Linked DNA regions of Mus musculus: regions 1 and 3 are each linked to region 2. Evidence: chromatin loops called from intact Hi-C (ENCODE). Cell type or tissue: heart. All regions are shown on one strand. Links, peaks and the distances in the headings refer to the core of each region. The heading gives the core; the rest is flanking DNA. Region 1 overlaps Gm41414 (predicted gene, 41414). Region 2 holds the start of Gm52265 (a long non-coding RNA gene). Region 3 has its middle 48 kb from the start of Gm41416.

Region 1 (7,727 bases), core at 2,125-4,624, 100 kb before region 2:
AACCACATCAATGACCCTCAAGGGTATGATAACCCTAAGGATACAGTAGTGGAAGACATTCCTTGGCAGTTATCAATCTCTCCAACTGGACTTAAGTCTCACTTATTAAGATGGAAACCATACCTGGTGCTGGAAACCTAGCTAACCACTCAGTACTAGTGACGTCATGGTTATTGGAGGAGAATCTATAATCACTAAACCACATAATCTCTAACAACAGTTGTTCTTATACCCGAGGGTAAGAAGATTCTTCACCTCTTATCAAAACTTCCTTTGCAACAGATGCAGACTTATAGAAAATTACAACCAATCAAAATTCAAAGCTGTGGAACCCAGTCCCAGTAGACAATCTATACCAAACATGCCTAAGGCTGGGGCTCGGAGAATGCCATGGAAGAAGGAGCAGAAAGACCGAAAGAGCCAGAGGATCAGAGTTTGTTGTGTGGTGGTGTCCCCTAGGAATGTCAGACATGATACCCATAAAGTCTCCTGGCCACCCAGTGTGAGCTAAACAAAGACGACACCAAAGGACATGCCAGAGTGGCCAGGGAAATGTCCTCAACCCTACACAGAGAGCTGCAGACAGCTAAGTAGAGCTGGGAGTGAGAAAGGGGGTCTCCCCAGCTGGCTTTTTAGAATCAAACAGTCATCTTAAAAACATTCATACAAGTAACATTATATGGACTGAGCAGGTTATATTTAGGAATACACCCACACACAAACATGATGAGCAGGGAGGGTTATATGGAAGCATTTAAAGGAAGAAATATTATAATATAAAAATACGTTAAGTATACAAAATTCAAGGTCATCCTTGGCTAGATAATGCGTTCAAGGCTAGCCTAGGCTACTTAAGACCCTACCTCAATAAAACCAGAAAAGTCTCCACCAGAATGGAAAATAGACTTGGACTATTATTGAATAAACCATAAAATCTTAGTCCTTACTGGAGCCCTAATCCCATAATTCACCAGGACTGGAAAAGCATCAACAGGCCTCTTTCTCTGCTAACCTCATCCTAGATACAAGAAGAACCTCTATGTTTGGACAGATGGGGTCCTGTTGAATTTCAGTATCATGACCCTTGATACATTTTGACATTGATTCAAATAGAACCATAGAAGATAGTTATGGGCCCAGCTGTCACCCCCAGCTAGGTTCTCTGACTCTCGGAGATCAACCTGAGGCCTGAGAAATGACAGCAGTCAGCATATCAGTACCAGCCTCAGAGACCAACTGACCCACAACCGGCCTGTTTCCTGGCATGTGCACACACCTGCACAGTGCCCCTTCATCTATGAGATGCAGGTGACAAATCCCTGCTCTCACCAGGTCGGCTCACTGGGAGACACATTTGCTTTAAAGGAGACTGGGGATGCACACAGTGGTTTGTGGAGATGTTTCTTACCTACTTCGTTCCTTTCTGGTTCCTTCATGTCTGGTCCCTGAGTTTCCAGATTCCTCAGTGCAGTACATCCTTAGCAGTCTCATGGTAACCAGAAGAGGAGCTCATGTGTGCTGGTTGGTTTTTGTCAACTAGATACAAACCTACAGATAATGGGGGAAAAGGACTGACCTACAAGCAAGTCTGTGGGGGCATTTTCTTAATTAGTGATTGATGTGGGAGGGCTCATCGTCACTGTGGGCGGTGCCAGCCCTTGAGAAGGTGGTCCTGGGTTGAATAATAAAGCAGGCTGAACAAGAGAGCAAGCCAGTGAGCAGCAATCCGCCATGGCCTCTGCATCAGCCTCTGCCTCCAGGTTCCTGCCTCAATTCCTTCCCTGACTTCCATTCGTGATGGGCTACTGGCCATAAGCTGAAATAAACCCACCCCTCCAAGACATTTTTGATCGTGGTATTTCTCACAGCAGTAGAAACTTAAGATACTATGCTTCCGAATAAAGCCCCCTGCAGGGTAAATGTGTTTCTTCCCAGAAAAGCCAACAGACAGTCAATGGAGTTTTGACCCCTCCCATTTCCCTGGAGTGATGGCTATCAGACCACGGTGTGTCCTCCTGGGGCTCCCCTTCATCTCATTAGCAAATGCAGCACATTCATTAAAAGAGAGAGAGAGAGAGAGAGAGAGAGAGAGAGAGAGAGAGAGAGAGAGAGACAGAGAGAGAGAGAGAGAGAGGGAGGGAGGGAGGGAGGGAGGGAGGGAGGGAGGGAGGAAGGGAGGAAGGAAGGAAGGAAGGAAGGAAGGAAGGAAGGAAGGAAGGAAGGAAGGAAGGAAGGAAGGAAGAAGAAAGGCACTACCATTCTGGGGCTGACTTCATTCTGGAGCAGCAGCACCTAATCCAGGTTACATTTCTCAATGCTATGATAAAACACCTGGCAGAGATAACTTATGGGGACAGGAGTTTATTGTGACTCGTGGCTTGAGAAGATTATTCTGTCTACCCTGGCTGTCTCCTTTTTCCTTCTGGTTCAATCCAAGACCCCAGTGCCCCTGAGGGATGACGTCACCCACATTCCGAGTGGATCTTCCCTCCTTAGTTAGTTAAGCCTCTCTAGAGACATAGGCACCCCCAGTGAAGTGTCTTCTAGGTAATTCCAAGCCCAGTCCAGTGGACAACACATCACTCTTCTGGAGGACTCAGTAAGGTAGAATTGTGAGCTTTGGAGGATGTGGGGGTAGAAGGAGGACCTGAGAGATAAACAGCAACCCTCACTTCACAATGGCTTCCTAGATGGACTATAGCTCTAAGCCAAATACACTCTATTCTTCTCTGTTTGGTTTGGGTTAGTGTTAACTCATCGTCAGAGAGGCCACTGACCCACCTCTGACCAAATGCCCAGGGAAGACCATGCCATTCCCACTAACCATTTGCTTAGGCTCAGAGCGGAAGCTGCATCAATGGAGCTAAATGAGTTTGTGGGTGGAGAAGGAAGAAACAGGAAAGATCGAAACTGCCTTGACACTCAGGCAAGAGGGCAGAGGAAGCTAAGGGCCCAGAATGTTCTCTGAGGCTACACTCCTGTCAGAACCCATGGCCCTCCAAGCAAAGCAGTTGCCATTTATGTCACTTGTGTCACCTGGGTCTGCTTGCAAACATCCCATCATGATTTGGGACCTATGGACTGCTAACATTCCCTCAAGGTAGGAAAAGATGCTGTAGGTCATGTGACCATCACCCGATTGTCTAGCCACTCCTCCCAGTCTTCCTATTCAGTCCTGTCCTAACTGCCCCAGCCTCTCTGGAGACGTTAGAATGCACAGCCTATGGGTGTTAGTGGAGGGGGCGCTCTCACCCACACCAGGTGAAGATTTTTGGGTCCCACACATTTGTAGGCAACCCCTCACCCACGGTCTGGAAGTAAGCCCAATCGGCTGGTTCCCCAGGGTGACATTTGGTAGAATCATACTTTGTTTTATTGTTAGGACCTTTTGAGAATGGGGAGATGTTTATTTTGCCCCGAAGGAAGGAATTCTGGAAATAGCCACAAACATCTTGTCATCCATAGCTATGACTATTGGGGCTGCCAGTAGATAACACTGCTTTCTAAGTTAAGAGGAACCCCACTTCACTTTACTTCCTGGAGCGTGAAGTGATTTGGCAACTATGCTGAGAAGCCTGGAGGCTCGGGGACCAGAAACAGGACTGGACTTCATGATGGGAACGTCCGGCGTGCAGCCGACCTTGTGCACATAGCCGCAAGGGGGCGCTGCACTTCACTATGTGCTCCGCGGACCTTCCTCTTCCAGAGAGAGCAGCAGGCTTTCAACTAAAATCCTACCAGAGTCAAGGACCTCTTCTGGAGAACCAAGCATCTGGCTGCAGGGTCCACTGGAGACTCCTGCTTTCTCCTCGGGAGTGAATACCATCATTAGAGTCACTGGAGGGCTGTGAGTAGGAGGCAAACCCAGGGCTATGTGACAGCTGATTGCCCTCCTTGGGACTTCCTTTCTCCTCTGTCTGCGGAGATACTAATTCCAGCTCCTCTGGGGACTGTTAGGAGCAATGACTCTGCACATACAGGCTAAGTCCTTCAAGAATGTCAGGCCAGGTGAAGACTCAACCACTCATGTATACTATTACATCTGACCACCTCACTTCCCATTCAAAGCTCTTCCTGGAAAGCCTTACTGCCCATCCAAATGAAATCCTGTCCTACAATAAACCATCCTCTATGTGTGCCTAGGAAGTGGGGATCCTGGACAGTGAAGTCTGACCCTTGTGGCTAACAGCATACAACAGCAAACCCTGATGTCCTCTTTCAGTGATCACAGACACATCAGAACAAGACAACAGTGCGCCACTAACCACACTGGCAGCCACCAAATAGCTTGGTGGCTCAGTGAGTAAGATGCCTACCACATAAACATGAGGTCCCCAGTTCAGATTCCCTAGCATCCAGGTAAAAGCCACAGCTGGTGGACGTGCCTGCAATCCTAGCACTGGGTGAGGGGGCATCAGTGGATCCCAGCACTGGATGAGTGGGACATCAGTGGATCCTAGCACTTGGTGAAGGGGGGCATCAGTGGATCCTAGCACTTGGTGAAGGGGGCATCAGTGGATCCCAGCACTGGGTGAGGGGGCATCAGTGGATCCCAGCACTGGGTGAGGGGGCATCAGTGGATCCCAGCACTGGGTGAGGGGGCATCAGTGGATCCCAGCACTGGGTAAGGGGGCATCAGTGGATCCCAGAGCTTGTTGGCCTGCTACTCTAGCAGATGGTGAGTTCAGTGAGAGACTGTCTCCAACAAAGTGCAGAGCAAGAGAGAAAGAGACACAGTGGGAATCTCTGGCTTCCACACACATGTGCACCTGCATACTCACAAATAAACAAAATCACAAATATCTTCTATTCAGTTTGTGGCAGAAAAAGAAATCAACTTTGCAAATTGGCCTCTGACTTCTATACATAAGCATGCCAGGTAGCCTACACATGAGCAAACACACCCTATTCTCCCTCACACAATTATGCCTACACGCACTGTGTATACACTCTCATGATGATGATTTAAAGGATTTTTAAATTATGGGCTTGACTTTGCTTTAGTTTCTGTGGGTTTCCTGCTGCTTATATATTTACTATCTTACAGTGGAGCCGAGGGTCCTGTGCATGCCAGGCATTCATTTTGTAACTGTGAGACGCCCCCAGCTCTTGTTTCCCATTTTGTTTTCAGATGAAGTCACCTGTGCAGCCCTTCTAACTCACCATCCTCCTGCTTCAGCTTCCTAGGCGCCAGAAGTACAAGTGTGCATCACTACGTCCAGCACAAGCAGATATTTTTGAACAGACAGACATATGGACAGACTGTAACAGATCTCAAAGTGAGGCTCCATCCTGACTTGGGAACTCGATTAACCCAACTATAACCGGAAGACAAAACAGGGAATAATTTTCCAAATACCCACCTCCTGCTGGGACAAGGAAGGCAGATTAATCTTTCTTAGTGTCCACCTCCCAAATCTCCTACAAGGAAAAGCTAAGACTTTACATACTTCAAAACGCCCTCATCAGCTTTCTTCCTACTCAGTCCCAGGATGTAGTCAGGCCCAGTCTGTAGTTCTAGACCAAAATCGCATAACCCAAGTCCAACCTCGCCCCACCCCCATGCTAAGTCCCCTTCCCAGGTGCTGTTGACAGTAACAGCTCAGGATGGTGGGTGTGTCCTGCTTCTCACATGGGGGCCAGGCTGTCATTTATCAACCTTGGCAATGAGGACACCGTGATGGAGTCTAGCCTGGAAACTGTGGTTGGGTACAGCCTGGACACTGTGGTGGGGTACAGCCTAGACACTGTGATGGGGTACAGCCTAGACACTGTAATGGGGTACAGCCTGGACACTGTGATGGAGGATAGCTTGAACACATAGCCTGTGATGGGTCACAGCTGCTGAGTTTCAGATCATCTGAAACCAAATCCAGTCTGTTGTCAGCAGCCAGTGAGCTCAGCAGAGCTTTGGGAAAGGGGCTTAGGCTTCAAGACAGAAGGCTCCAGAAGGTGGCACGAGAGGCAATCCAGGAGCAAGGAACAGCCAAGGACCCTCTCCATGGGCTGACTTTCTCCCTCAGAGCCTCACAGCTGAAATGAAGCCTACAACAAGGTCCCTGGATGCCCTGTGCCTGCCTGTTATGCGTTCACCCCCCTGGTGTTCTGCAGAAACAAGCCCCACATGCTTCACCCATGGTTCCAAAGCCTTCCCTCCAGTCTCTCCTCCACCCCAGTGAGGACAGAGACTCAAAGGCCTCCTCCGTCCTTCCCACGCACACAGAGCTCCTCCATACATAACTCCACATGCACCATGCACACTGCACATGCACACACACATGTTCACAATCATGCATGCATTTATGTACACATGCCTCTAAACAAACAAGCAAGCTTATGTGCAACATGTTCACCCACAAGCATACATGCTAACCATATGCACATACATACCTACCTACACAAACACACTACGACTATCTATGACTCTTCTAGGCCCAGCTTTAATGCCCTTGGGTCAGGCTTACCCGACTTTCTTATGCCTAGAGCTATTCAGAATCTCTCAAAGCAAGCTCTTGCTGCCCGGCCCCCACCCCACCCCACCCCCACCCTCACCCCACCCCCCCACCCCCCCACCCCCCCACCCCACCCCCACCCTCACCCCACCCCCCCACCCCCCCACCCCCCCACCCCCGCCAATGCTTTTTCCTCTCCACTCAAAACACAATGTCAAATAAATGACTCCCTGGCATGTGTTAATTAAACATGTTCCGCAGGGCCGGGATGTAGTTCAATTGGAAGAGCACTTGCCTAGCATGCATGAAGCCCTAAGTCTGATCCCAGCACTGTGTAAATGGTGCATGGTGGCATGTGGCCATAATCCTAGCACATAGGAGGTGGAAGTGGAACAATCCAGCCCAGACTCCAAAAAAAGGGAAGAAAGAAAAGAAAAGAAGAAGAGAAGAGAAGAGAAGAGAAGAGAAGAGAAGAGAAGAGAAGAGAAGAGAAAAGAAGGGAGGGAGGGAGGGAGGGGAGGGAGGGAGAAAGGGAGGGAGGAAGGAAGGGAGGGAGGGAGGGAGGGAGGGAGGGAGGGAGGGAGGGAGGAAGGCAGGCAGGCAGGCAGGCAGGCAGGCAGGCAGGCAGGCAGGCAGGCAGGCAGGCCGGCCGGGAGAAAGAAAAGGAGAAAAAAAAGGCTCTCTGGCCAGCCAATGAGTCTGAAGTGACAGGGACCGTGTCTTTCTTGTATACCAAGCACAGGATACATATACATTGACAACACACAGAACACACACACACATACACAGTGCAGGAAGGAGATACTGTACCCATCTTAAAGATGAGAAACTGACCCACTTATAGATGTCACCAGGTTCCAGCTCTCTCATGGCAGGAGGCATGTGTGTCAGTGGCTGATATTTATCATAAACATCCTAGGGTGTTCACAAAGCTAACACTCCAGACCCCTGCATCCGTTTGTCCAGCTATTGTATTGTAGTTCTGTCTCAGGTGTGCCCCCAACAGCCCAGCTTCCCCCTCAGGCCCCACTGGCTGCTTTTCCTCAGCCACTTCATCACCTGCTCACAAACATAACTGTGTGTGTGTTTTCCCAACAACAGAGTCTGTTTGAAAGATAGCAAGTCATGATGACCCAAGGTGCCTTAATGAAGTCAAACATCTGTCTGTTGTCAAGAAGGCTTATTTTAAAACACCCTTTGGTGGTTCAGGGGAAGCTGGGTTCTGAGCATTGTGAGTGTCTTCAGTGTCTGGCAACCCACAGAGGGCCTTCCTGT
Region 2 (7,727 bases), core at 2,314-4,813:
AGTTCCTCTTCCTAGATGATTCTTTCATCAAGATGGCAAACAAAAAGGAAGACAAGTGGAAAGCAAGTCTTGATGCACCCAGCATTGTCTTGAGGTACCTCCACCCAGCAATCCTGCTGACAGTTGGCCACTTTCCTGTTCTCATCCCACCCCACAAGGGACGGCTCAGCAGGTCCACCAAGGACTTGTGGGGGAGCGAGGCCTCAGTGAGTTATTACCCTTTAGAATTCAGTTCCACCAAGCAACAAGCAGGGACTCTCAGCCTGGCTGCCTGGTGTTGAAGAAGGGGAAGCAGGTAAGCGATTCCCTAGTGAGGCTTTCCTTCCCCTCCAGGAAGAGCCACAGGCTGCAAATCACACTGGGATCTCTCCCTGGGGTTGGAGAATGCAGAAGAAACTATAAGACTCCTGACCCCAAGAGGCAGGCAGCAGTATACGTCTTTCTGAGGCTGGGTTGTGTGGATTGTAGATTTTAATTGTTATTTATGTATATAAGTGGGGGCAGGTGTGGGAATACGTCATAAAATTAGAGAATGACCGTGGTGGGGGAGGCAAAGAGGAAGTGGGGAGGGCAATAGAACACAAGTAACAAGAAAGCAGAAAGGAGGTACTGAGGGGACAGATTAGAATGAGGGGGTGGAGAAGAAGAGCAAAAATGGGTGGGTGTGCATGTGTGTTTGTGTGCATGCACACTTGTGTGTGTACATGTGTGTGTGCACAAGTGTGCATATGTGGAGGGTGTGTGTGCATGTGCATGTGCACATATGTGTGGTGTGTGTGTGTGTGTGTGTACCTGTGCATGCATGCATGCTTGAAAATACCATAAGGAAACCTAACACTTTATATGTTAACTAACATAAGAATATAAAGAATACAGTTTAGAATAACTGGAAGAATAAATAAAGCTAGAGAACAGAGATGTTAGAAGTAGTGAGAAGCTCTCCCCGAGCACCCCAGAAAGATGTCCTGATCAGGGGGACCTGGAGTTCTCTGGTGTCCCCTAAAAGTCTCCTTTACTAACCACCCAACCCCCACTCCACCCCATAAACAAAAGTACAGGCAGGAAGCCACTCAGAGGAACAGCCAGTCACAGGGAAGCCTCCTCCACCAGATCGTCAGGAGATGAGAAGGGACGTTTTATCCTTCAAAAAAAAAAAGATGTCTGGACATAGCCTGATGGCCCAGCAGCTTATACAGAGAAAAGTCCACAGTGACCTGTCACTAAAGAACAAGGAGGGTTGTGACACTCTCAACAAGCTAAAGAGTCACTAAGACAAAACCCCAGGAAGGGTGCTGCTCTCTGCTTGACCCATTCTCTCAGAGCCATGGGTGGAGACGGGGACTCAGCTGCCCCAGGAAGGGGCCATGTCTCTTCAGCACCCCCTCACTCTCTGCTTCCCATCCTCTATGCCTTCACACACACACACACACACACACACACACACACACACACACACACACACCTGCCCCAGCCTGCAAACAGTCCCTGGATGATCAGACGACGATGCAAACTTGGAAAAGGAGTTTGGCAGGCGTTATAGGCCACCCTAGGCCCTGGGTAATCTTTAAACTAAAGACAGGAGAGTTGCCCAGGGGGCCACAGAACCCCTAAAAAAGAAACTTATGACCAGGCCTGGAGGAAATAATTTCTGTCTAGTTCCTGCATTTCCCTTCAAACCTATACCATAGGGTTCCTGCCACCCACCACCACACTCCTTGCCAAAGGCTCAGTGGGATTTCTGTCTTAGCAAATTTCTCTCAATTACACAGAATTCTTTTAATAATTTTCTTTTCAGAAAGCACTCAGTGGGGACATGCTGATGCCCCACTAAGAGCTAGTTCCTTAGGGTTAATTCTGGCACTAAATCACATTATTGAGCACACAGTATACCAGAGCCACTCAAAGTGTTTCTTCCAAACAAGTCTTACTTAATCTTGGGAATAAGACCACCATGAAACTGGGTCTATTGACACATCCGTCTTGCCATCAAGATGCTACAGCTCAGAGAGGTTATTTGATTTGCCCAAGGACACACAGCTAAGGACAGGCAGAATATGCACTCAACCTTGACAGCTAGGCATTCAACTGCCCTGGGTCACTTCCACTGATGCTAGAATCCCATTCTTCAGCAGAGTCCTGTCTCTGAGCAGGAAATGAAGGGGGGAAAGGGAAGTTCCAAGCCACCAAAGTTTCATGACACTGCACTGCCACTCTGCCTGGAACCAGGCACTTCCTCCCAGTCCCTTCTAGGCCTTTCCACCATGTGGCTAAGGAAACTGTCCACGAGTATCATCTTCCACTGGGATCTCAGAGGCTGTTCACCTGGCCCCAATGGGTTTGTAGCCCTCTTCAGAATGCAGTAGCATCCATAGGGACATGAGTATTAATACAAGAGCCAGCCTATGCAGGACCACTGAGCTTCAAGGTGGCCAGCTGCCACCCAAATGACTCAGGAGGAAGGGACCACTCCCTCAAGACTCATCAGCAAGTCGTCAGATTGATAAGACAAGCCCAGCCCAGCAAGCATGGGGGAAGCAAAGGATTCAACCCCACTAATCATTCAAAACAGCCAAGGTGGCAGCCTCGGCAAGGACAGCAAGTGCCTCCCAGCACAAGGCCTGCCGAATCACACCTGGGAGAGAGTCCCGAGAACGAGCTGAATCTCCGGGGCCCAAATGGTCTCCATCCCAGTCATGCCCCAAGAAGCACCATACACAGACGCAACATTTACCCTTGGCTGCCAGGGACAGAGCCTGGTAGAAGTGCCAACGGATTCCAAGAACTTTGCCTGGCTGTCCCTGTCTGTGAGGCTAAGGAGCAGAATTTGGGGACTAGGGTGGAAGCCATGTGCCTCTGGTCTACACTTCCCAGACCATGTGGAAGGGACAGGAAGGTGAGGGCCTGGTGACTAGAGCACACTAACTGCGGTCCCAGGCTGAACTCCGCCGCAGGACATGATGAGCCCTGTTGTCCCAGAGACCCTCCCAAGGGGACAGTTTTACACAAACAGTGATGTCCCAAAAAGGGACCCTGACAGCCCTGGCCAAAATGGGGGTGCTAGCTTAGAGCTGCTTAAAGCAACCCACATCCTTCTCCTTTCGGGGGGGCCTCCCCTTAGGCAAGCCACAGAGTCCAACTGGGACTGCTCCCCACCAGCCACACCTTGTGAGCTTATTAGGAAATCAACAGCACATAAGCACAGTTCTTGTCACCAAGCATCCAAGATCCCCGGTCGGTCCCTCCAAGCAAGCACAATGCGCCTGCAGGAGTTGCTGCCCAGTTACCAACTTCACCCAGGCGATGGTCAAGCATCCCTAGACCACCACAGCCCTGACCCACGTCCCAGCTGCCCGGGCTTACTTACACTTCTGCCTTCGCCACCTGTGTGGGTGTCGAGCTCGTCCTGGGCTGGACGCGGTGTCGTGGCTCCGTCCTGGGGCTCGCTTCCCGCTCGCAGCCCCAGCCTCAACCTCTTCTGCTCCGGAGCGTCGTCCTCCCTCCTCTGCCGGCCCTCCCTGCCTCCTCTCAGCTTGTCTGCATCTTCAGGGCTGCCTGGGGGGCTGGCCATGGCTCTAGGTGGGGGCTCTCGATGCCTGATCTTGGGGATGAGGAAAGAAGCAGGCGCCTCCCGCTGCAAGCCGCCTCGCGGTGGCAGTGGGGTTTCTGCGCTCGGACTCCGGGTCCGCGCCGGGCAGCTCTGTACAACTCTGCTGGCTCGCCACCGCCCTCTGCTGGCCGTAATGGGCACTGCGGGTGACGGGTCAATCCTGGGCGCCCACTAGAGCAAGTACCTAATGGACAGCCATTGAGGCAAAGCCATGTCTCCAGCCAGGTCTCACCCCATGCCCTAGGAAGGAAAGTAGAGGAGAGACTCCCAAAGAGTTTGGGAGAGGATGGACAGCGCAGTCACCCTTATCTTTGGCTCTGTATTTGGAATGGTTTGGAGCAGCCTAGAAAACGACATGGAGAACTCTCAAGAAGAACGTGTTCTGAGCAAAGGCTGGGTCTATCCACCTACACTGGGGGATGCGAAGCAAAGAAGCTGGAGGTCAACAGGTACACTCCCTTTCCTGTTTTCTGTCTTTCCCTCATTTAGTTGTTCTTATTGTTTGTTTGGGGTGTTGTTGTTTTTCCTGAGACAGGGTCTCCCTATGTACACCAGGCTGGCCTCAGTCTCTGAGATGTGGCTCTGCCTCTTGACCACTACTGGCTCTTTATATTTTAGTCATAATTTGGCTTACTTATTCATGTGCGTGTGCGTGTGCGTGTGTGTGTGTGTGTGTGTGTGTGTGTGTGTCTGTGTGTGTCTGTGTCTGTGTCTGTGTGTGTGTGTCTGTGTGTGTCTATGTCCCTGTGTGCACGCATGCGCATGAATATGTGTGCAACACCCACGCAGCCTGATGTGTGAGAGATTTGGGAAACAGCTTCATACAGGGCTGTGGAGCAGATAGATAATTATACCAGGAGGTCCCAGAGAAAGATAATGTTTTGGGCTCAGAAGCTCCCATAGAAGACTCCAGCCAAGTCTTTCTCAGGACTGTTACATTGAAATGTAAAATGTACATATACTCACACACACACACACACACACACACACACACACACACAAAGACTTGGTCTTCAGAAAGCGGGCTGTTTGGGAGACTATTAACCTTGTAGAAATGGGATCTAGCTAGAGGAAGTAATTCTCTGGGATTCCAACCTGAACCCTCTGCCTCCTGACCTGCACACATGTGATCGAGCAGTGCTGAGCTGCCTGCTGCCACAGAGCTGCCTGCCGCCATGCCTTCTCTGTTGTAATGGGTGGGAGCTTCAAACTGTGAGCCAAAATAAGGCTCTCCTCCAGAAAGTTGCTTCAGGGAAATACTTAATCACAAGGAAAAAAAAAAACCCTCTAGGCCTTCAGACTCACCATCTCAAGAGTATAGGTTCTATCTTTTCTAGAATGTTCTCAGTAGTTCATAGTGTGAAAGAGATGAACATGAGTTCTCATGGGCAATGGGACAAAATACACAATGGTTTCAGTTATATGTGCAAAGCTCCACTCTCTGAGAGGGAACTGGGATTCTATACTTGATTGTGTGTGTGTGTGTGTGTGTGTGTGTGTGTGTGTGTGTGTGTATGCGTGTGTATGTACATGCATATGTGGGTACACATGATACATATGGTCAGTGTTGAGTATCTTCTTCAGTTCTTCCCCATCTTAATGTCTGAAACAAGGTCTCTCACTGAACCTGACAGTTACTGGTTTGCCTAGGCTGGCTGGCCAGCAAGCCCCAGGAATCCCTCTGTCTCTGCCTCCCCAATTCAGGCATTACAGACATATACCCCTGCATTCAACTTTTATGGAATGCTGGGGATTGAAGTCAGGTCCTCTTGCTTATAGAACAAGCACTTTACTGAATGAGCCAGCTCCCCAGTTCCCTGCATCCACACTTATAAGGGTGTCCATGACCCCCAAAAGACAAGAACCAACTTGTATACATATCCCAATATTTAATGTTTGGTTTATTGGAAATGATGGAGAAGAGGGAAGTGGAGGGATAGGCTCTCCTAGTCAGCGTGCTATGTATTTGAAGTATTTCATGTGACTCATCTATTTTCTTTCTTGCATTAAGAAAATTTTCCCACCACTCAGGTTTTCAGATAGGCTGAGGGGAAAGCTCTTGATGGTTTTGATGGTTTTCAGGATTGGTAAGAGCCCAGCTAACAGTTGGAAATACCAGTAGCTGGCAGTTGATGGAGTTTCCTAAGGGTTAGGTTCTGTCCCTGTGCAAAGAATTAAAAAGAGTTCACACTGCTCCCTGACACACTGCTCCCTGACACACTGCTCCCTGACACACTGCTCCCTGACACACTGCTTCCTGACACACTGCTCCCTGACACCATCCACCACTGACAGCTTTACATGCGCCATGCCATCCGATCTGAGGCTCTCTGAATTCAGCTCCATCTCCTGGGTGTCACTGTGTAGCCCTGGCTGTCCTGGAACTTGCAATCCAGATCGAACTCAAACTCAAACTATCCTCTATCCAAGCCACCGCAAACTCAAGGCTATCTTACCTCGGCTTCTTAAGTGCTAGACTTTCATGTGTGAGCCATCATTCTAGTTCTCTTCCATGTTTACAGACAACCAAAGAAAAGGCAGAGCTATGGCAGAGCCAGCAGCACACCTTCATATTGTGATGGTATGTATTTTGTTTCCTTACTAAACTGGAACCTGGATTCTGTTCTGGAAACAGCCCTGAACCAGGAAGTTAGAGAATCTAATTCTCTGCTGTTTTTGTTTTATGGTTTTGTTTGTTACCGTTTGGTTTTGGGATGTTTGCTTGTTTTTTTGTTGGAGCCAGGGATTCATCAAGTTACCCTTACCCAGGTAGGGCTTCAACTCACTACAGGCCCAGCAAACACAGAGACAAGAGACACTGGGTTTAACTAAACATTAGGCCGAGCTCATGGGACCCGAGAGGAAAGGGGGGGAGAAAGGATTTCAGAGAGCAAAGAGGGGTCAAGGACACCACGAGAACATAGCCCTAAACAACTAAGCAGGGCTCATAGGGGTTCACAGAGACTGAAGTGACAATCAGGAAGCCTGTATGGGTCTGAACCAGGTCTTCTGCATGTATGTTACAGTTGTATAGCTTGATGCTCTTGTGAGACTCCTAACAGCAGGGACAAAGGCTGTCTCTTACTCTTTTGTATGCTTTTAGAGACCCCTTTTCTCCTATTGTGTTGTCTTGTCCAGCCTTGATATGAAGGTGTGCGCCTAGTTCTATTGTAACTTGTTATACCTTGTTTTATTGATGTCCCTGGGAGGCCTGCCCTTTTCTAAAGGGAAATGGAAGAGGAGTGGACCTGAGGGAGAGGGGAGATGGAGGGAGGGGACTATGAAGAGAGGAGGGAGGGGAAACTTTGGTCAGGATGTAATATATGAGAGAAGAATAAATAAATGATTTTTTCTTATAAAGGACAACATTTAATTGGGGCTGGCAAACAGGTTCAGAGATTCAGTCCATTATCATCAAGGCAGCATCCAGGAAAGCATGGCGCGGGAGGTGAGAGTTCTACATCTTCACCTGAAGGCTGCTAGTGGAAGACTGGCTTCCAGGCAGCTACAGTGAGGGTCTTAAAGCCCACATCCACAGTGGCACATCTATTCCAAAAAGACCACACCTACAAATAGTGCCACTCCCTGGGCCTAGTATATTCAAACCATCACATTCCACTCCCTGGCTCCCATAGTCTTGTTCAAACACATGAGTCTATAGTGGTCATATCTAGCCATAGCATAATAATATTTTAAAAAGTACATTTAGTCCAACCTCCTAAGTCCCCATAGTCTATAACAGTATCAACAATGTTAAAAATCCAAAGTTCAAAGTCTCTTCTGAGATCAATCCAATCACTTAACTGCAATCCCCAAATCAAGATAGAAAACCAGCTGAGCAAACTCCAAACTCTGCATCTCCATGTCTGATGTTAAAACAGTTTTCAAATCTCCAACTCCTTTTTCATCTTTGTTGACTGCAACAAACTTCTTTTCCTGGGCTGGTTCCACTTCCTGTTAGCAGCTTTCCTATAGCTCTGGAATCTCTATGACATCTATGGCTTGGGGTCTCCAAGACAGCTTCAATGTTACAGCTTCCTGTTTCAGTGTCTAGGATACACACATGATCTTCTGGGCTCCTACAAAGGGCTTAGGTCACATCTCCAGCTCTGACCTCTGT
Region 3 (7,727 bases), core at 2,472-4,971, 230 kb before region 2:
TTGCAGGTAAAAAGAAGGCAGAGATGAGAAAATGAAAGAAAAGACAGAGGAAGGGGAGATGGGACATGGCTCCATGCCTGGGATCAGTACAGCCCCAGGTATCAAGCAGTCACCTTCGACCCATCTTTTCTATTATGATGGCCTTGAAGTTCCCACAGTCATAGCTAAAGAGTGAGTTCACATTGACAGGTAACCTAAGCATAGTCTGCAGTAAGGGTGTACCCCAGCATGGTGCACGGAGCATGGAAGACCAGAACAGGCAAGGAGACAAGCTTGCAGAGCCACAGGATGGGGTCCAGGTTGGGACATAAGAGCTTGCATGCAACGGTCCCCTGGTTTCATCAGGAAGGGCTGCTAGAATCTGCTCCCGTGGAGAGGCTCTGCCTAACAAGTAGGGTTGGTCTGCTATGCTGGACTCAGCTGGGGCTCAAGGGAGGAGGAGCTGAGCGTTGCTGACTTCGGATTTGAGGAAAGCAAGGTGCGGGTGCTGAGGATGCTGGGAATGGAAGGGTAGCCATGTGTGGGAGTGTCCAGGAAGAACGTCAGTGAGGGAAGAGCTGTGCAGTACCTTGTGCTGACTGGTTTCCTTGAGAGTACTCCGATGCCTTTTTCCCTTCCTGAATCCAAGACAGGCATTACTAATCAACCATGCTTGTTCCTCCTGCTGAGTACAGGTAGGTCCTCAGTATGCCTTGCCTAGGACTCGATTCAACTGCCATTTGACTGACGTCTATAAACAAACGCCTACCAGATTCTGCACCTAGGCACAGGTGGTGTAACAGAGATCTGAGAGTCAGTTCAGAGGCAGGCTGAAGCCCTTGGAAACTTACTGGCGAAAGCTGAAACACCATGGGAACCAGGACATCATTTTTTTTTTCTGTGCTGTTTGGCCTCTTGGTGTATGGACTAGGGCACAAGCCTGACAAGCAGCGTTTGTGGAAGTTACAAGTGAGAATGGAAATGCCAGGCACACCTGCCTGCTGAGAGAACCTGGCTCTTCCCCCAGCCTCAGAGAATCCAGCCTTAGTCAATTCCCTGAAGAAACAGGCTGGATGCGTGGGCACAGGTGCACCCACGGGAAGGAGAGCTTCGCCCGCATCCCTCTGAATGACAGAGATCATTTTTGCTAAATTCCAAAAGGTGGCAGCATTCCATTAAATATTCATTTGCTGCTGAGGCTGCAGGCATGGGGCCTCCTGACCAAAGAAACCAGGCAGGAAATGAAGACTTCCAGAAGAAAAGAAGAGTGGGCTGCAGTATCAGGAAGAACAGGGGTCTGGCTTCTGCTAGTGAGAAAAGAAAAAGCTGTACACCTGATCCCAAGGGAGGGAGAAGGCTGCATGCATCTTAGGGGTGGGGGAGTCTCTGTGTGCATGGATGCCAGTGTGGGCCCAAGTTCAAGGTCCTTTTCACTGGTGTAGGGCTGGATCCAGTATTAAACTCTAATCAGTGGAAATAACCACCGATGCAAGTGTCTGGCTGTTGTGCTTGCATGTGCACAAGTCTGCCCTATCAGCAGGTGCCAGAGACCGGTTCTGAGGAGGAACCTCGGTGACCTCCCAGGATCCCACAGCCTGTAGTCATGGCAATGAAATAAACAGAGCAATAGCTTTATCTAGGTCTAAGGTAACTGTGATGGGGCTGTTAACATTCACACACACACAAAGGCAGAGAGGACCCTGACCCTCACCTGACACCCCAGCTGCACTTGGCCCTGCCTTGCTGCCACATGCAGCACACAGGAGGCAGAAGATGGGCTCCTCCAGATTGAAACTCTTCAGTGCAGAAAACTTTACCAAAGGGGCAGCTTTTCCCCCAAATCTCCCAAGCCATCCATCCATGCCGAGGTGGGGACTCTCAGTGACCCAGGATCTTCTGAGTCACCCATGCGTCTGCCCATGGTTTGAACTGATATGTCCCCACAGGCTCCTATGTTTAAGTGCTTGGGCCCCCCAGCCATGGCGTGGTCAGCAGCCTCTCACTCCTGCCACCATGCCTTCCTCAGCACGGACTGTGCTGCCTCCAAGTGTGAGCCAGAAGAAACCTTTCCTACCTTAAATTGCTTCTTGCCACGCATTGTGCCCCAGTGGTGAGTAACTAATTCACACAAACTCCTTCTCTGGGCTGTGGGTGATCCATCTGGAGTGAATACGTGTGTCTTTGCATCTCCCCAGGGAAAGTCACACAGTACAAGGTCACGGGACCCATGCCATGCTTGGACTGTCTAAGGAAACAGGTGAGACAAGCTTACAAAACTGAGAACTCCTTCCTGCATGCCATGCATGATGGCTGCCACCATTCCCATCCTCTTATTCCCAGAGCAGGAGAGACGCCCCTCCAGGAGGCAGTGACAACAACAAAAGCTGAAGTCAGAGAGGAGAGATGCCTGCTCCCACACAATGGTGTGTGAGACTGGTGGAGAGATTGCCAAGGCTATAGGCAGCCTGCCTCTTGGGGCAGACAAGGACCAACTGCCCACTGAAAGACCACAATGTGGCTTCATAATCCTCCATTTCATTTCTTCAAAGGATGGCAATATTAACAGGACAACCAAGAGCCATCCTTCCATACCATCAGCTGTTCTGGAAGGCCTCCTTCCCAACTTAGAGCAGCTGCTTTGTTTAATAAAAGACATCACCAATATTATTACTACTGCTATGACTAAGGAAAATAACTACCCACTATAAAAAAATTAAAAAAAGAAAAACAGTAATAAGAGTCCAAAGAAAAAATGCACAAAGCCTCTGTTGAGCCGAGCTTCCCATCTGCCTTGCTGACATCTCTCTCAGCATTCGGAGCAAGCAGAAATCTATGAATATAATTGTGTGCAAATGCAACCATGTGATAGATTCTGTATTTCTTCCTCAGCAATATGTCATGAGCATCTTTCCAAGCCAATAAACATAAATCCTCACCAGAGAATCCTAGCGGCAGCTTGGAATTAGTTTTTATGAATGCACACAATTTGCTTAAACAATGCCTTATTGATGGGTATGAGAGATCGGTGTTTTTAGTCAAAGCATTTTTGCTGTACCAATCATCCATTCAGTAAATACACAGATGCATCTTCTTACACTTGTACTGTCCTCCCCCAAGGTACGAATACCTGAAAGTCCTTAGATTCCTGTCTGCAGGCGATGGAGTCCATGGGAAGAATGCTCAAAGAGTAAACATGTTTTCCGTTTGGAAATCCATGAGGTACGTGGCCTGCTACTAGTGGCTGGCCCAACACACGCTGCCAGCAACCAAGGTTGCAAAGCTTAGGCCCTTTCATCCAGAAACTCTGTAGAGACCAGGGCTGGGGAAGAAGAAACAGGTGAGGAACCTGAGCCTTCATAGGGGAAATCCCAGCAAGCCCCACACTCCAAGCTCAGCAGAGGAACTAGGGGACCCATGACATCTTCCCTTCCCACAGAAAAACACATCAGCCTTGCTGGGAAGTACCTCAGGCTACACCACCTGCCACAAACACAGCTGAAATGCTAGCACCCTTCTAAGCACTGAGGAAATGGATTCTTCAACCTCCGATGACCAACTCAGATGTCGACAGCTTGTGGGGATTTGATTGGAGACTTTCTCAAACGTCCAGTGATGCAAAACTGCCCACAGGCAACAGTCCAGTTTTCCCTTTCAGTACAGTTCATTGATTACCAGGATTAGTCAACAGCTGGTTGCCAAACAGGCCTGGTGGTGGCTGACCTTCCCTGGCTGTGGGGGCATGCCTGTGTTCCCAGAGAAACTGGGGTAGGCTAGGGCAGGGTAGGCTAGGCTAGGCTATGATCTTTGGTGGTCATGTGTATGAACTGTATCTTCTACTGAAGACATCTGCAACTTGAGCTGGTTTCTTCAGAGCCTAACCCCATCACAGCTCAGAGCTCCCCTTCATAACCATTTATACCACTGAAGTGCTTCACAGTGATCATGAATTTACAGGATCTAGAATCACCCAGGAGACAAGCCGCTGGCCACCTCTATGAGTTTCTAGATTGAGTAAACTGAAGAGAGAAGATATGCCACCTCAGACATGACTGGCACCACCCCGGGGGTCCTGAAATGTATAAAAGAGAGAATGTGAGCTAAGCACAGGCTCCTTTCTCTCTCTCTCTCTCTCTCTCTCTCTCTCTCTCTCTCTCTCTCTCTCTCTCTCTCATTCCTTACTACAGATTCAAGGAGACCACCTGCCTGTACAGCCCTGTTGCCATGTCTTCCCTACCATGTTGCATCATATATCTTCTCATAGCATGAGCCAAAGCAAAGCCTTCCTCATTTAAGTTGCGTCTTGTCAGGTTGCAGCAGTAAGAAAAGGAACTGGGGGCCAGTTTCCTCACTCACACAGCAGGCACAGAAGCAGGGTCTACCATGTAGGGTTGCTGAGGGGACATTGCGTGCACACTCATGCAGCTGCAGACGAGAAAGCCAGCACAAGCCTGTCACTTCTCAGTGTCCTTTTCTGCCTCTTATCCATCACAAGAGAATGAGATTCACTGAAATGTAGCTGGAGAGCGATGGACCAAGGCTAAGTAGCAGTTCCTACAGATTGAAGTTGGAACCAATTGGGACACAAAGAGTAAGATAGAGAAGTATGTGAAAAACAAAGTCCCAAATGCACAGCCAACCTCAGGCAGGGCTTCCCCAGTACCAGTCAGTACAATCACTTCATTTCATCCATTGTCCACCACCACCACCTTGTCAATTCCAGTTTGCTGTTGTTCCCACGGCATGGTTAACTCAACTTCTTGAATTAACTAAGTCCTTGCGAAGGAAATCAAATACCACCATCCCAAGTGAAGAATCACTGTAGCTTGTTGTAAATATAGAGAACATAGTCACAAGCTAAATAGATAATGGTGAGAGAAAACTGCTGTGCCAGTGGAATGAAGCCAACAGTCTCCACCAGTCTCCAGCCATCTCCCGACAGACCCACAGAGGAAAAGCACCATGCATTGATGAACAGCACCCAGGGCCTTCTGCATGAGAGACAGCAGAAATGTCAGGTCCGGAGGCTTAAGACCGTTGTCCCCATGGACAATCCTTGGAGGTTGCATGGGAACCTGCCTCCAGCTTTGTTCACAGCCACATGATCCAGAGACTCCCAAGTCCAGAACATAATGGACTGGCTCCGCCTTTAGAGAACACCCCACCTTCTCATGACAACCAATGCCAGGAACGCCTGTCACATTTCTGCCTGCTAGCCAGGACCACTCCATATCAACAAGGAAGAGGCCTTACCACAGCCCCTTTGACAATCAATGCTCCCCAGAACTTTTCTACAGTTGGCCCCAGTCCTCCTTGGCCAGCAGTACTGGGTTTTCCACTCCCAGAGACAAAGATGTGGCCTGGAGGATTCCTGACAGCAGCTGCAGGAGGGCTTGGAAAGCTCGCACCCCTCGAACCCTCTTCTATCCCCAGCAAAATCTATTTCCCATTTTAAAAAACCCTGCTGATTGATGAGTGGGGACAAAGGGGCTGAGAAGGATGCGAGACAGGCTTTAAGCTCTGATCATTCAGCAAGAGCTGCTACTTAGAGCATCTTGTGGGCTGCTCTTGGCATGGGGGAGGGGCCTGGACTGCTGTGCTCCAAGTGCTGATAGACGAGAACCACAGGAAGGATGGGGAACCAGAAGCAGGAAAAGTCTAACTTGGAATAACTAGACTTTGTAGATTGCCTGACTGTGCCCACAGTTACCCTCTGTGTCCCTACCAGTCCACTCTGGGGTCCAGGATTGAATGACCCACCATAGTGGCCACTAGCCATGTGTCTGGTCTGTACCAAAATGCACTTTCTTTAGATCACCCTGGGTTTTGAAGACAACACAAAGAGAAACAGAATAAAACATCTCATTAATATTAATATCTCATTAATATTTCTCTACCAATTACATGTTAGAATAACTTTTAATAATATATAAAATATATCATCGATTAAAAACATAAATTTATTATGAGTATAAAAATTTAAATTTATGATTACAATTAATTTCATATGCTTCTTTTTACTTTTTTAAAGTGTCTACCAGAAAAATTTATATTGTATCTATGAATCGCCTAACTTCTCTATCAGGCAGCGGATCTAGATTCCTCTTGCATCATCTTAGTCTGGCTAAGGGTCATTGGAGCCATGCCCAATTCTTTGTTACTGGGGTGGAGTCAATATACTGGTGCTGGCTTGCCCAGCACCAGCCCATGTGTACAGAGCACCCATAGTACTGTGTGCTAAGTACTCCCTGTGTGGATCACCTGTGCTAAGTGCTCTCACTATGGAGCATCTCTGCAGTGCTGTTAAGCACTCTCTGCATAGTTCACCTATAGTGCTATATGCCAAGTGTTTCCCTTACGGGATACCAGAAGTGCTGTGTACCTAGTGCTCTCTACACAGAGTTAAGTACCTGAAGTGCTGCATTAAGTGCATTCTGAACAGAACAGTGTGCAAAGTGCTTTCTTAAGAAGTAACTATGTGTGTGTTCATGTGAAAGACAGACAATCCTGGACGCCAAAATTCAGATAGAGGCACACAAGGAGAGAAATGACATACTTCCCTTCCTACCTAGCACCCTGCCTCTGAGTTCCAAGACAGCTGTCTCCAAACAATTCTGCACACACCATGGGTTTCTACACTGCTGGTCACTTCTCATTTCCATTTTTTGCAATAAATGTTGGTCACAGAAAATCTGGTGATAGAATCAAACTCATGTGTCCTCTCAGTTCCCAAAAATCCCTGGCAGAGAAACCACTGTCCCCCAGTCGTTTGGTACTCCTGGCATTGAACACATGTGTTCAGCTCTTTCTGTTTTCACCTGTGTGTGTGTTCACCTGTGTGTGTGTTCACCTGTGTGCATGCTCAGCTGTGTGTTCACCTGTGTGTGTGTGTTCACCTGTGTGCATGCTCAGCTGTGTGTTCACCTGTGTGTGTGTGTTCACCTGTGTGCATGCTCAGCTGTGTGTTCACCTGTGTGTGTGTGTTCATCTGTGTGCATGCTCAGCTGTGTGTTCACCTGTGTATGTGTGTGTACACCTGTGTGCGTGCTCAGCTGTGTGTTCACCTGTGTGTGTGTGTGTCCACATGTGCATGCTCAGCTGTGTGTTCACCTGTGAGTGTGTGTTCACCTGTGTGTGCTCAGTTGTGTGTTCACCTGTGTGTGTGTTCACCTGTGTGCATGCTCAGCTGTGTGTTCACCTGTGTGTGTGTTCACCTGTGTGCATGCTCAGCTGTGTGTTCACTTGTGTGTGTGTCCACATGTGCATTCTCAGCTGTGTGTTCATCTGTGTATGTGTGTATACCTGTGTGCATGTTCAGCTGTGTGTTCACTTGTGTGTGTATTCACCTGTGTGCATGCTCAGCTGTGTGTTCACCTGTGTGTGTATTCACCTGTGTGCATGCTCAGCTGTGTGTTCACCTGTGTGTGTGTTCACCTGTGTGCATGCTCAGCTGTGTGTTCACTTGTGTGTGTATTCACCTGTGTGCATGCTCAGCTGTGTGTTCACCTGTGTGTGTATTCACCTGTGTGCATGCTCAGCTGTGTGTTCACCTGTGTGTGTATTCACCTGTGTGCATGCTCAGCTGTGTGTTCACCTGTGTGTTCACCTGTGTGCATGCTCAGCTGTGTGTTCACCTGTGTGTGTATTCACCTGTGTGCATGCTCAGCTGTGTGTTCACTGGTGTAAATGTTCTCCCTAGAACTTCCCAACAAGTTTTATTGAGACATTAAGCCTTTTGATCCCATCCAGCT

The links. A loop is a pair of places that touch in the nucleus more often than their neighbours do. Peaks named below come from ENCODE experiments on the same cell type or tissue, not always from the same donor. Only the 100,000 strongest peaks of a DNase experiment are listed, where the experiment ranks them.
Region 1: a loop joins it to region 2, with 9 times the contacts of the local background. A loop is called at or near these places in 27 of 42 quality-filtered maps.
Region 3: it touches region 2 in a loop (4-fold over the local background); 5 of 42 quality-filtered maps call a loop at or near these places.

The regions. Positions count from the first base shown.
Region 1 is chr16:5,402,856-5,410,582 of GRCm38, reverse strand. All of the region lies in intron 1 of Gm41414 (predicted gene, 41414), which reads right to left. Among named protein-coding and RNA genes, the nearest start is that of Gm41416, 77 kb to the left of the region's middle. In heart, for the core only: a CTCF peak has its summit at 3,655 (motif pointing right); no DNase peak of the experiment used is centred there; H3K27me3 peaks cover 643 bases.
Region 2 is chr16:5,302,782-5,310,508 of GRCm38, reverse strand. Gm52265 (a long non-coding RNA gene) reads left to right here and starts at 3,845. Exons shown (of 3, transcript XR_003951975.1): 1 at 3,845-4,056. It overlaps Gm41414 (predicted gene, 41414), which reads right to left and starts at 3,671. Exons shown (of 3, transcript NR_169081.1): 1 at 3,365-3,671. In heart, for the core only: no CTCF peak of the experiment used is centred there; a DNase peak (open chromatin) is centred at 3,718; H3K4me3 peaks cover 795 bases; H3K27me3 peaks cover 1,280 bases.
Region 3 is chr16:5,528,425-5,536,151 of GRCm38, reverse strand. No RefSeq gene overlaps it. Among named protein-coding and RNA genes, the nearest start is that of Gm41416, 48 kb to the right of the region's middle. In heart, for the core only: no CTCF peak of the experiment used is centred there; no DNase peak of the experiment used is centred there.